Linked DNA regions of Homo sapiens: region 1 is linked to region 2. Evidence: read pairs that join two places in POLR2A ChIA-PET (ENCODE). Cell type or tissue: Panc1. All regions are shown on one strand. Each heading gives the region's core, and the rest is flanking DNA. Links, peaks and the distances in the headings are about the cores only. Region 1 overlaps DRG2 (developmentally regulated GTP binding protein 2). Region 2 overlaps RAI1 (retinoic acid induced 1).

Region 1 (5,368 bases), core at 153-5,152, 410 kb after region 2:
ATGGAGAAACCCCATCTCCATTAAAAATACAAAAAATTAGCTGGGCATGGTGGCGTGTGCCTGTAGTCCCAGCTACTTGGGAGGCTGAGGTAGGAGAATCTCTTGAACCCTGGTGGCAGAGGTTGCAATGAGCTGAGATCACACCACAGCACTCCAGCCTGGGCGATACAGTGAGACTCCATCTCAAAAAGAAAAAAAAAGAAATCTGCCTAAGAAGTTACTACTGTTAATAACCCTATTTGCAGATTAAGAAACTGATGCACAAGAAGACTAACTTTTCCAAAGTAAAATGGCCCCACTAATGGCAGGGTGGAGTTCTGACACAAGCTCTCACTGCCCTCTGAGACTGGGCAGGGGAGGCCTCTTTGAAGAAGTGACATTTGAGCTGCACCTCAAATGATGGTAAGGAGCCAGTTCCAGGAAGATCTCGTTGAAATGGAGAGAATCGCCAGTGTGAAGGTCCCAAGGAAGGAATGATGTCAGCATATTCTAGAAAAGGAAAAAAAGAAAGGCCAGGCCCAGTGGCTCAACCTGTAATCCCAGCACTTTGAGAGGCTGAGGCAGGAGGATTGCTTACAGCCAGGAGTTCAAGACCAGCCTGGGTAACATAGCAACATCTCATCTCTACAAAAACAATTTTTTTAATTAGGCAGTCCTGGTGGTATATGCCTGTAGTCCTAGTTATTCAGGAGGCTGAGGCAGGAGTTCAAGACTAGTGAGCTATAATCGTGCCACTGAACTCTAGTCTGAGTGACAGAATGAGACCCCCATCTCTTTAAAAAAAGAGGAGAAAGCAACTGTGTCTGGAATGTAGCAGAGTGTGTTGAAGTAGCCAGGAGCCAGGTAACATAGGGTCCTGGTTCTCAGTCTCAACGACGGCCTCCTTTTAGAGCAAAGAGTTTGTAACACCATTTACAGTCCTGAAATGAAATTCCCCATCAGTAATATAACTTGAATTTGAAAAAAACCAATATAATACCCTAATAGTAATATAAAGGAGAAGAAGAAAAAGGAAAGTAATTTATAATGAAAATGGTATTTATTTAAATACATAAATGCTGGAGTGCTGCCAGGATCTAACGAAGTTACCCTGAAGCAGTAGAATGCTCATGCCTCTAGGTAGAATCACTGGGGATGTGACAGCCACGATGCAGGTGTGTTGTATTGGCCACTGAGTTACACCCCAAGAGGGGCTGCCATGGCAGCGTGGGATCCCAGAATGGTGAGCAGCTCTAGGTAAAGTTTCAGACAAAGCATGACATAGTCTTCCCTTCATATACATAATAGTTGCATTCCTGGGAATTTCAGTGTATATTAACACTGTACAAAATGTCCTGTGTTTATATGTAAACAGAGCTAGGTTCTAGGCCTGGCGATCCTAACCCAGGTTTTCCCTCTGTGGATGCCTTTGGGATGTGACAAGTCATGGACTTGGGATAATTCTCCTCAGCTACATAGGACTGACTCACCTAATAGGGCAGCTGGTTTCCCTGCCCCCTGCCCAATAGATGCCAATGCGTACTTCACCATCAAAGTGAACAGAAAACATCTCCCAGAATTTCCAGAATGCCCCCCAGGAAGCGGTGCCCCCTCTGTTGAGAACCATTGGTGAGAACCATTTGGTGAAGTCTCAACAAAGAGGCGGGATTTTTTTTTTTTTTTTTGAGATGGAGTTTCACTGTTGTTGCCCAAGCTGGAGTGCAATGACGTGATCTCGGCTCACCACAACCTCTGCCTCCTGGGTCAAGTGATTCTTCTGCCTCAGCCTCCCAAATAGTTGGGATTACAGGCATGAACGACCATGCCCAGCTAATTTTGTATTTTTAGTAGAGACAGGGTTTCTCCATGTTGGTCAGGCTGGTCTCGAACTCCTGACCTCAGGTGATCCACCCGCCTCGGCCTCCCAAAGTGCTGGGATTACAGGCGTCAGCCACTGCGCCCGGTCTAAGAGACTGGATTTTATCTTAAATGAAGTGAGAAGCCAAGGGGGCCTTTTAAGCAGAGAGATTTTTTTTTTTTCTCCTGATCTCCTTGACAGCAGTTGCTTCCCAGCCAGCACTTGGCGACATGTGGGCCCTGCCTGACCCCTGGGCTTGGACACCCTGGCCACTCATCTTCTGTCTTGCTTTCCATCCTTTAGCCACTGAGTATCATCTGGGCCTGCTGAAAGCTAAGCTCGCCAAGTATCGGGCCCAGCTCCTGGAACCGTCCAAATCGGCCTCGTCCAAAGGAGAGGGCTTTGATGTCATGAAGTCGGGTGATGCCCGTGTGGCGCTGATTGGATTTCCCTCTGTGGGTAAGGTCAGTGATGGTCAGTGTGGGCCTCGGGGAGGAAAGCAAGAAGTCATCTTTCAAACAGGTGACCATCCAGGCTCCCCTCGCTGCCTTTCTGCTTAGCTCCAGGGACACAGAAGACCTGGCCTCCCCCAGGGTCAGATCCCAGCCCTTTATCATCCTAACATGGAGGACGCTCTTTCCTCTTGCCAGCAGATGGAGCCCTACTTGGTCTTCCGACTCAGTCATCACACACAAATACTTCTCGAGTGTGTATCTCTAGCGGTGTCATGTGCTGGGCACTGTGCCAGGGACTAGAGACATAGCATGAATGAGACAGAGCTCTGTCCCTGCCCACATAGATCTCCCATTCTTGAAGAGAAAGGACAGTAAATAAGTAATAAGGTGCATCCAGTGGTGAGGAGTGGGGGCTGGTGAGTGACAGGGTGAAGGTCTGCTAGTTACGACAGGTCCCGGCAGGTTTCTCTGGTGAGTGAGTATTTGGGCAGGGGCCTGAAGGAAGTGAGTGAGCTTGCAGAGTCCTGGGTGAGAACCTTCCAGACAGAGGGAACAGTGAGCACAGGCCCTTAGGCAGGTGCTCGCTTGGTGTGTCCAGGGAGGCCCAGGTGGCTCTCTGAGGAGCACAAGGAGGGCAGAAGACAGAGAGGATAGCGGCATATGGGCGGCCGAAAGGACCCTGGCTTGGATTGAAGAATGAAACTGCAGAGTTTTTAGAAGGTTTCTTCGGCCGGGCGCGGTGGCTCACACCTGTAAACCCAGCACTTTGGGAGGCCAAGGTGGGTGGATCACCTGAGGTTGGGAGTTCAAGACCAGCCTGACCAACATGGAGAAACCCTGTCTCTACTAAAAATACAAAATTAGCCAGGGGTGGTGGCGCATGCCTGTAATCTCAGTTACTCGGGAGGCTGAGGCAGGAGAATCGCTTGAACCTGGGAAGCAGAGGTTGCGGTGAGCCGAGATTGCACCATTGCACTCTAGCCTGGGCAACAAGAGCAAAACTCCATCTCAAAAAAAAAAAAAAAAAAAAAAAAAAAAAGAAGGTTTCTTCTGGAAGTTGCTCTGTTTAGCGTATAATCTATATTGGTTTACTTTTTTTTTTGAGATGGAGTCTTGCTCGGCTCACTGCAACCTCTGTCTCCTGGGTTCAAGCAGTTATCAATCAGCCTCCCGAGTAGCTGGGATTACAGGCATCCGCCACCACCCCTGGCTAATTTTTGCATTTTTAGTAGAGGTGGGGTTTCACCACGTTCGCCAGGCTGGTCTCGAACTTCTGACCTCAGGTGATCCGCCCACCTTGGCCTCCCAAAGTGCTGGGATTACAGGTATGAGCCACCGTTCCCGGCGTGATTTACTTTTATGTGAGGAATAAAATAAACATCATTGCAGGGTTTTGAGCAGAAAAGAGATGTCTGATCGGCTCTTTTTTTTTTTTTTTTTTTTTTTGGAGGTATAGTTTCACTCTTGTTGCCCAAGCTGGAGTACAATGGCACGATCTCAGCTCACTACAACCTCCGCCTCCCAGGTTCAAGCAATTCTCCTGCCTCAGTCTCCCAAGTAGCTGGGATTACAGGCATGCACCACCCCGCCCGGCTAATTTTTTGTATCCTTTTTTAGTAGAGACAGGGTTTCACCATGTTGGCAAGGCTGGTTTTGAACTCCTGACCTCAGGTGATCCACCCGCCCTTGGCCTCCCAAAGTGCTGGGATTACAGGCGTGAGCCACCGCGCCCGGCCTAAAGTAAACTTTTTATTTTAGAATAGTCTTAGATTTACAGAAAAATTGCAAAGGTAATACAGAGTTCCCATATACCCCACACCCATTTTCCCTGGCAGTTAACATTTTACACCAATGAATATTGATCTGTTCTTGCCTCAAGTCTGGCTTTATGCAGATTTCCTTAGCTCCTCCCCACTGTCCTTTTTCTGTCCTGAGATCCCACATCACAGTTCAGTTGTTATGTCTCCTTAGGCTCTTCTAGACAGTTCCTTAGACTTGCCTTGATTTGATAACCTTGACGGTTTTAAGGAGTACCATTCCCATATTTTGTAGAAAGTCCTTCAGTTGGGGTGTGTCCAATGTTTTTCTCGTGGTTAATCTGGGGTTATAGTTAGCAAGGAAGGCCACAGAGGTAAAGTGCCATTTTTATCACATCGCATGAAGGCCACATACTGTCAACATGACTTACCCCTGCTGATGTTGATCTTGACCACCTGGCTGAGGTGTGTCAGGTTTCTCCACCGTGGAGACGCTCTCTTCTCCCCTTGCCATGCCGCTTTGGGGAGGGAGGTGACTGTGTGCAGTCCAATTCCATCGCCTCCTTGAGGGGAGCATCTACAGAAACTGTTTGGAATTCTTCTGCATGGGAGATTTGTCTCTCTTCTCCCATTCATTTGTTTTATTCAATCATTTATTGATATCCGTATGGATTCGTGGGGGGTTATTTTGTGCTTTGGGGTCTAAACCCATACCATGTTCTTTTGCTGCTCAAATCTTTTTAGCTTTGGAGCTATTTTAGTTGGCTTCTTTGATGTACTTCCACCATTGTGTTTTTCCAGCACTTCCTCACTTTCTGACACTGCAAGATGCCTCAGGCTCATTTTGTATATTCCCTGCCCTGGCCTAGAATCTGCCATTTCTCTAAGGAGCCCTGGTTCCTTTGATTGGAGAATAGCATTAGAAACTACCATCTGGGCGCTGACTTACTTTTTTACAGAATCACTCTGGCTGTTGTGTAGATAGCAGGTTATAGCAGGGCAAAGTGAAGTGGGACAGTGGAGAGGTTGCTAGAATATAGGCCAAGTGAGCAACAACCAAAGCTCTGGACAGGTGCTGGGGAGCAGCTTCTAACTCAGTTCAGCTGAACAATTTGAGCCCACACCCAGTTTCCATTGCTCTGGGCCAGGCACAGGGGATGGTGGTTAACAGCTACCTTTTCTTGAGTGCTTGCTGCAGGCTGGGCAGTGTTTAGTTTTATTTGTTGTACTGTCTGCCTATATGATTGGTATATGTATCAGAGAGAGAGAGATTGATAGAGAAGCCGCTCTAGTTACCAAGAGCCGTGACCCTTGAAGTC
Region 2 (5,368 bases), core at 293-5,292:
TGTCTATACTCGTGGCATAGCGTTTATCACGGAATTATCGGCAATTCTGCCAGTGTCTGTCCTCCCCATGAGGCTGAAGCATCGAGGCCTGAAAGCACGTCTCCTTGCTCTCTCCGGCCCAGTGCCAAGGGCGAGGCCTAGAACACAGGACGCTCAGAAATGCTTCCTGGCAGGAGGGCCAGGTGAGGTGGAGAGGGTGAGAGCCCCAACATTGTCTCCCGTGGGCCCCTTTGATCTTTAGCAAGGGCATGCTCAGGTCTGTGTGGATCTTGTGCTGTCAGCCTTTAGATGAGTGGGGTGAGGGGCTTGGTGGGGTCGGGGGGCAGGGGGAGGTGGCGGGCAGCTTCCCCAGGCTGCTTCCTGAGGGGGCTGGGAGAAACTGGCTCATCCTGTTCCCCAGTGATTGAGGCAGAGCTGTGCCCTGTTCCTGGTGGGTCACTGGGGATCTGAGATTGGAATGTGACACCAGGGAAGGGGAGGCAGGGTGGGAGGCAGGGCTTGGAGGTACAGGCTGGGGCTTGGCTGGCAAAGGACAGATTTCGCTCCACTGGTTCTTGAACCCGTGTGTGTGTGTGTGTGTGTGTGTGTGTGTGTGTGTGTGTGCACGCGCGCGCCGGGGAGGGGAGAGATGGGGAAGAGAAAAACATGAGGGCAGAGAGGTGGAGTGGGGGTGGAGGACCTGGGGAGTGGTGAGCAGGGACAGGGAGAGATGGAAGTGGGGGGACGGCAAGGAGTGAGGGAGAAGTTCCTGCTGCTGCTGCTGGAGAGTATGAAGAGTGTGCTTAGGGCCAGGAAGGAAAGCAGCCAGGCGCATCGTCTCACACCACCATCAGCCATGCCTTCCTTCGTCTGTCCAGCAGACAACCCTAAGTGTTCTCTTGCTTGGCTCCATGCTTGCATGGCCCCAGACAGGAGCAAGCCTGTGGTCCAGGCTTCGCACCCTTGAAGTCTAGGGGCCAGGTGAACAATGAGCATCCGGTTTCTTTCTTTTTTTTGAGATGGAGTCTTGCTCTGTCGCCCAGGCTGGAGTGCAATGGTGCGATCTCAGCTCACTGCAACCTCTGCCTCCCGGGTTCAAGCAATTCTCTGGCTCAGCCTCCCAAGTAGCTGGGATTACAGGCGCCCACCACCACGCCCGGCTAGTTGAGCAACCTCTTTCTGCACAAAGTGATCAGGCTGGGGGAGAGAAGGTGCCCAGAATGCTGTGCAGAGGCAGGAGAGGAGGGTGGAGCAGGCGAGCATGGGGTAGGGGGCAGGGAAGCCATGTGTTAGGCACTATGGTGGGGAGCCAGGACTGCTGGGGAGTCTTCCTTTCCTCTCTGGCCTCGGTCTCATCTGTAAATGGGGGAAGAGTGGACTGCTCTTGCACTGATGGTCTGTGGACCCAAGTCACCCACTCCTTGGGCATGAGAAACCAGGGACCCCGTGGAGACAGCTGATAGAACAGGGACAGCAGGCATGCTCAGAGCGTCTGCAGGCCCATGGTCAGGGGGCTTGAGGGAGAACATGCAGAATCCAGTGGAGCTTGGGTTCGCCTCCTAGAGTTCCCTTCTTGGAGACTGTGCTCATCTGGAAGGCGAGATAGGGTCGGGGTAGGGGAAGGAGCACTGGATTCGGAATCAGGAAAAGTGGTTGAGTTTTAACTGCAGCATCCCTCGGGCAAGTCACTTTCCCTCTGTGAGGGTCAGTTTCCTCTTCTGTCAAAAATGTGAACGGGCTTTGTTGTAAGCATTAAAGGTGAGCTGGGGCGCCGTGGCTCACGCTTGTAATCCCAGCACTTTGGGAGGCCGAGGCAGGCGGATCACTTGAGGTCAGGAGTTTGAGACTAGCCTGACCAACATGGCAAAACCCCATCTCCACTAAAAATACAAAAATTAGCCAGGTGTGGTGGCCCATGCCTGTAATTCCAGCTACTTGGGAGGCTGAGGCACGAGAATCACTTGAACCCAGGAAATGGAGGTTGCAGCGAGCCAAGATAGCACCACTGCACTCCAGCCTGGGTGAAGGAGACTCTGTCTCAAAAAAAAAAAAAAAAAAAAAGTGAGTGTTGCTGTGTTTTGTCATCTGGAAAGCAAGGAGGTCCTATAGCTTGGGGCCATAAACAGGCTTTGGGGTCACACCAGCCTGGGTTCAAATCCAGGTACCAGCTGCTCACTGTGGGGCTCCATTTCCCTCCCCTTTAAAATGAGGATAATAGGCAGGGCGCGGTGGCTTACGTCTATAATCCCAGCACTTTGGGAGGCCAAGGCGGGTGGATCACTTGAGGTCAGGAGTTCGAGACCAGCCTGGCCAACATGATGAAACCCATCTCTACTAAAAATACAAAAATTAGTCAGGCGTAGTGTCACATGCCTGTAATCCCAGCTACTTGGGAGGCTGAGGCAGGAGGATCACTTGAACCCCGGGGGGTGGAAGTTGGAATGAGCCAAGATCGTGCCTCTGCACTCCAGCCTGGGTGACAGAGCAAGATTCAGTCTCAATGATAAATAAATAAACAAAATGAGGATAGTAACAGGCCCCTCCTGGTTGCTGCTGCACAGTTCCTCAGCTGGGATATCATTGCTGGGCTGTTAGGCAGTTGTTTTTTGTTTTGTTTGTTTGTTTTTTGAGATGGAGTCTCGCTCTGTCGCCCAGGCTGGAGTTCAGTGGTGCGATCCCGGCTCACTGCAACCTTTGTCTCCTGAGTTCAAGTGATTGATTCTCCTGCCTCAGCCTCCCGAGTAGCTGGGACTACAGGTGTGCGCCACCATGCCTGGCTAATGTTTGTATTTTTAGTAGAGACGGGGTTTCACCATGCTGGTCAGGCTGGTCTCAAACTCCTGACCTCATGATCCGCCTGCCTCGGCCTCCCAAAGTGCTGGGATTACAGGCGTGAGTCACTGCGCCCAGCCTTGGGCAGTTATTTTTATTGCTAAAGTGCTTTGTATGTAGAAGAGATCACCATTATGATTATTATTTTTTTTTTTTGAGCCGGAGTGTTGCTCTGTCGCCCAGACTGGAGTGCAGTGGCTCGACCTCGGCTCACTGCAACCTCTGCCCCCTGGGTTCAAGCATTTCTCCTGCCTCAGCCTCCCTAGTAGCTGGGATTACAGGTACGCACTACCATGTCTGGCTAATTTTTTTTTATTTTTAGTAGAGATGGTGTTTCACCATGTTGGCCAGGCGGGTCTCAAACTGCTGACCTCAGGTGATCCACCCGCCTCAGCCTCCCAAAGTGCAGGGATTATAGGCGTGAGGTGAGCCACCACGCCCGGCCAATTATTCTTCTTCCATTCATGCCAGGTCACATCTAACCCTTACCTGTAATAACATTGGCCAAAATGAGGAGTTTGGTGCTTATTTCTTTTCTAGCCAGGTCAAGGCAGATGGATTGAGTGGGTCTTTTTACACATGGGGCGGGTGAGAATTACTAGTTTTCTGGCCAGAGTTTCTGTATGTAAAGGGACTTTGCCCCAGTGGTGTAGGTGGACCCCAGGAAAGCATCCAGCAACTTGTGACTTTAGTGGCAGTATAACCACAAACTCTCATTCATTCGTTCATTTATAAATCACGTGTAGAACACCAGGGTACTGAGAAAACAGCCATGAATGAGATGCAGCTCTAATGTAGCATAGTGGGTATGCATATGTATTTTGGACTTTGCCTGGGTTCAGATCCAGGGTCTACCACTTGCGAACTTAGCCAAGTTATTTATCTCCTTTACTTGGTTCTGTCATCTGTAAAATGGGGGAACTGATAGAATCTACCTCATAGGGTGGTCGTTTGTTCAAGTCCAGCATCAGGTACATAGAAAGTGCCAGAGCATGGCCCTTCCTCCATTGTTGCTTTTATTTCTGCCCTGAAGGATCTCATGGACCAGCTTGGTGCTGGAGGAGGTCACCCTGGCCAGGCTTCTCAGTGACGGTTGGCATCCAGAAAGGGGTGCCAAAGCCCCCCAACTCCTTGAATCAGACCCTTCTATAGTGATCTAAAGCTGCTTCTCTGCTTGACTGTTGGGGCCTGATGCTGGGGAGGTCCTGTGAGGCCTTATTGACCTGGGAAAGTCCGCCTTTGTCTGGCGCCAGGTGTGCTTGATTTTAGAAGGAATTTCATTCCTAGCCGGGCACCGTGGCTCACGCCTGCAATCCCAGCATTTTGGGAGGCCGAGGTGAGTGGATCACCTGAGCCCGGGAGTTCGAGACCAGCCTGGCCAAACATGGTGAAACCCCATCTCTACTAAAAATACAAAAAGATAGCTGGGCGTGGTGGTGGGCGCCTGTAATCCCAGCTACTCAGGAGGCTGAGGCAGGAGAATTGCCTGAACCTGGGAGGCAGAGGTGGCAGTGAGCCAAGATGATCGTACCACTGTACTCCAGCCTGGGTGACAGAGCGAGACCTTGTCTCAAAAAAAAAAAAAAAAGGAATTTCAGTCTCAAGTATGAAAGCAGAAAGTGTTTCCTGATTGAGGACTCCTCACCAGCCGGAGGCAGCAGGACTGCCTGCCTCTGTGTGTCTTTAGGCAGGTTCCTCAAGCTCCCTAAGCCCGTTTCCTCCTTCATCAAAGGCGAAAGTAATAGTACCTATTTCATAGTTTTGTTAAGAGGATCAAATGAGATAGGGCCTCTAAAGCACTTAGCCAGTCCTGGGCACAGAATAGTGTGCTTAGTAAATATTGTGCCTATTAGTGATAATCAGAATTCTCAGACAATGTAAAGTAAAAACCACCTGAAAGATTTCTTAGGAGCTACAGCTTCATAGAGATGTGAAGTTGTAAACCTCCCAGAGCCCAAGTGGACAAAGAATTGTTACAGCAGCTGGAGAGACAGGAGACCCAGAGAAGCTTAACTCCTGTAGCAAAGTCACCCAGCATTCTGGCTTGGGGTGGGCAGGGATGGGGAATCAGAGCTGGCTTTCAGTCTGGTGCTCTCTGGTGCTTTGATAGTGATTCCTTCAGCAAATAGCTATGGGCAAACAGCATTGATGCACAGCTGAGGTCATATGGGCCTGTCTTCTGGAAGCTTCTGTTCTGATAGGGAAAATGAAATTTCTACATGATCATGATGAGAGGTAAAATAAAATCACATGTTCTATTAGAAGGGTAAAGTCATCGGGTATTCACTCATTCAAGGGGGCTCTGTGCCAGGCTGTGGAGCAGTGGGTCTCATTCGGGGGCGATCTTGTGTCTCAGGGGACACTGGGCCATGTCAGGAGACATTTTTGGTTGTCTCAGCTGGGGAGGTGCTGCTGGCATCTAGTGGGTAAAGGCCATGGATGCTGCTAAACATCCTACCGCACAAGGCAGCCCCCGGAACCACACACCAGCTGGCCCCTGATGTCCATGTGCCGAGGGTTGAGATCCCTGTCTTGGGAAGCAGCAGTGGCCAAGCAG

What was found. Peaks named below come from ENCODE experiments on the same cell type or tissue, not always from the same donor. Only the 100,000 strongest peaks of a DNase experiment are listed, where the experiment ranks them.
Region 1: POLR2A ChIA-PET joins it to region 2 with 6 read pairs; 3 of 35 experiments call an interaction of 5 or more read pairs at or near these places.

Annotation. Positions count from the first base shown.
Region 1 is chr17:18,091,673-18,097,040 of GRCh38, forward strand. DRG2 (developmentally regulated GTP binding protein 2) reads left to right here. Exons shown (of 13, transcript NM_001388.5): 2 at 2,141-2,301. Among named protein-coding and RNA genes, the nearest start is that of DRG2, 6.4 kb to the left of the region's middle. In Panc1, for the core only: a CTCF peak has its summit at 2,496 (motif pointing right); a DNase peak (open chromatin) is centred at 2,571.
Region 2 is chr17:17,686,007-17,691,374 of GRCh38, forward strand. All of the region lies in intron 1 of RAI1 (retinoic acid induced 1), which reads left to right. Among named protein-coding and RNA genes, the nearest start is that of RAI1, 7.2 kb to the left of the region's middle. In Panc1, for the core only: no CTCF peak of the experiment used is centred there; no DNase peak of the experiment used is centred there; H3K4me3 peaks cover 475 bases; H3K27ac peaks cover 4,873 bases.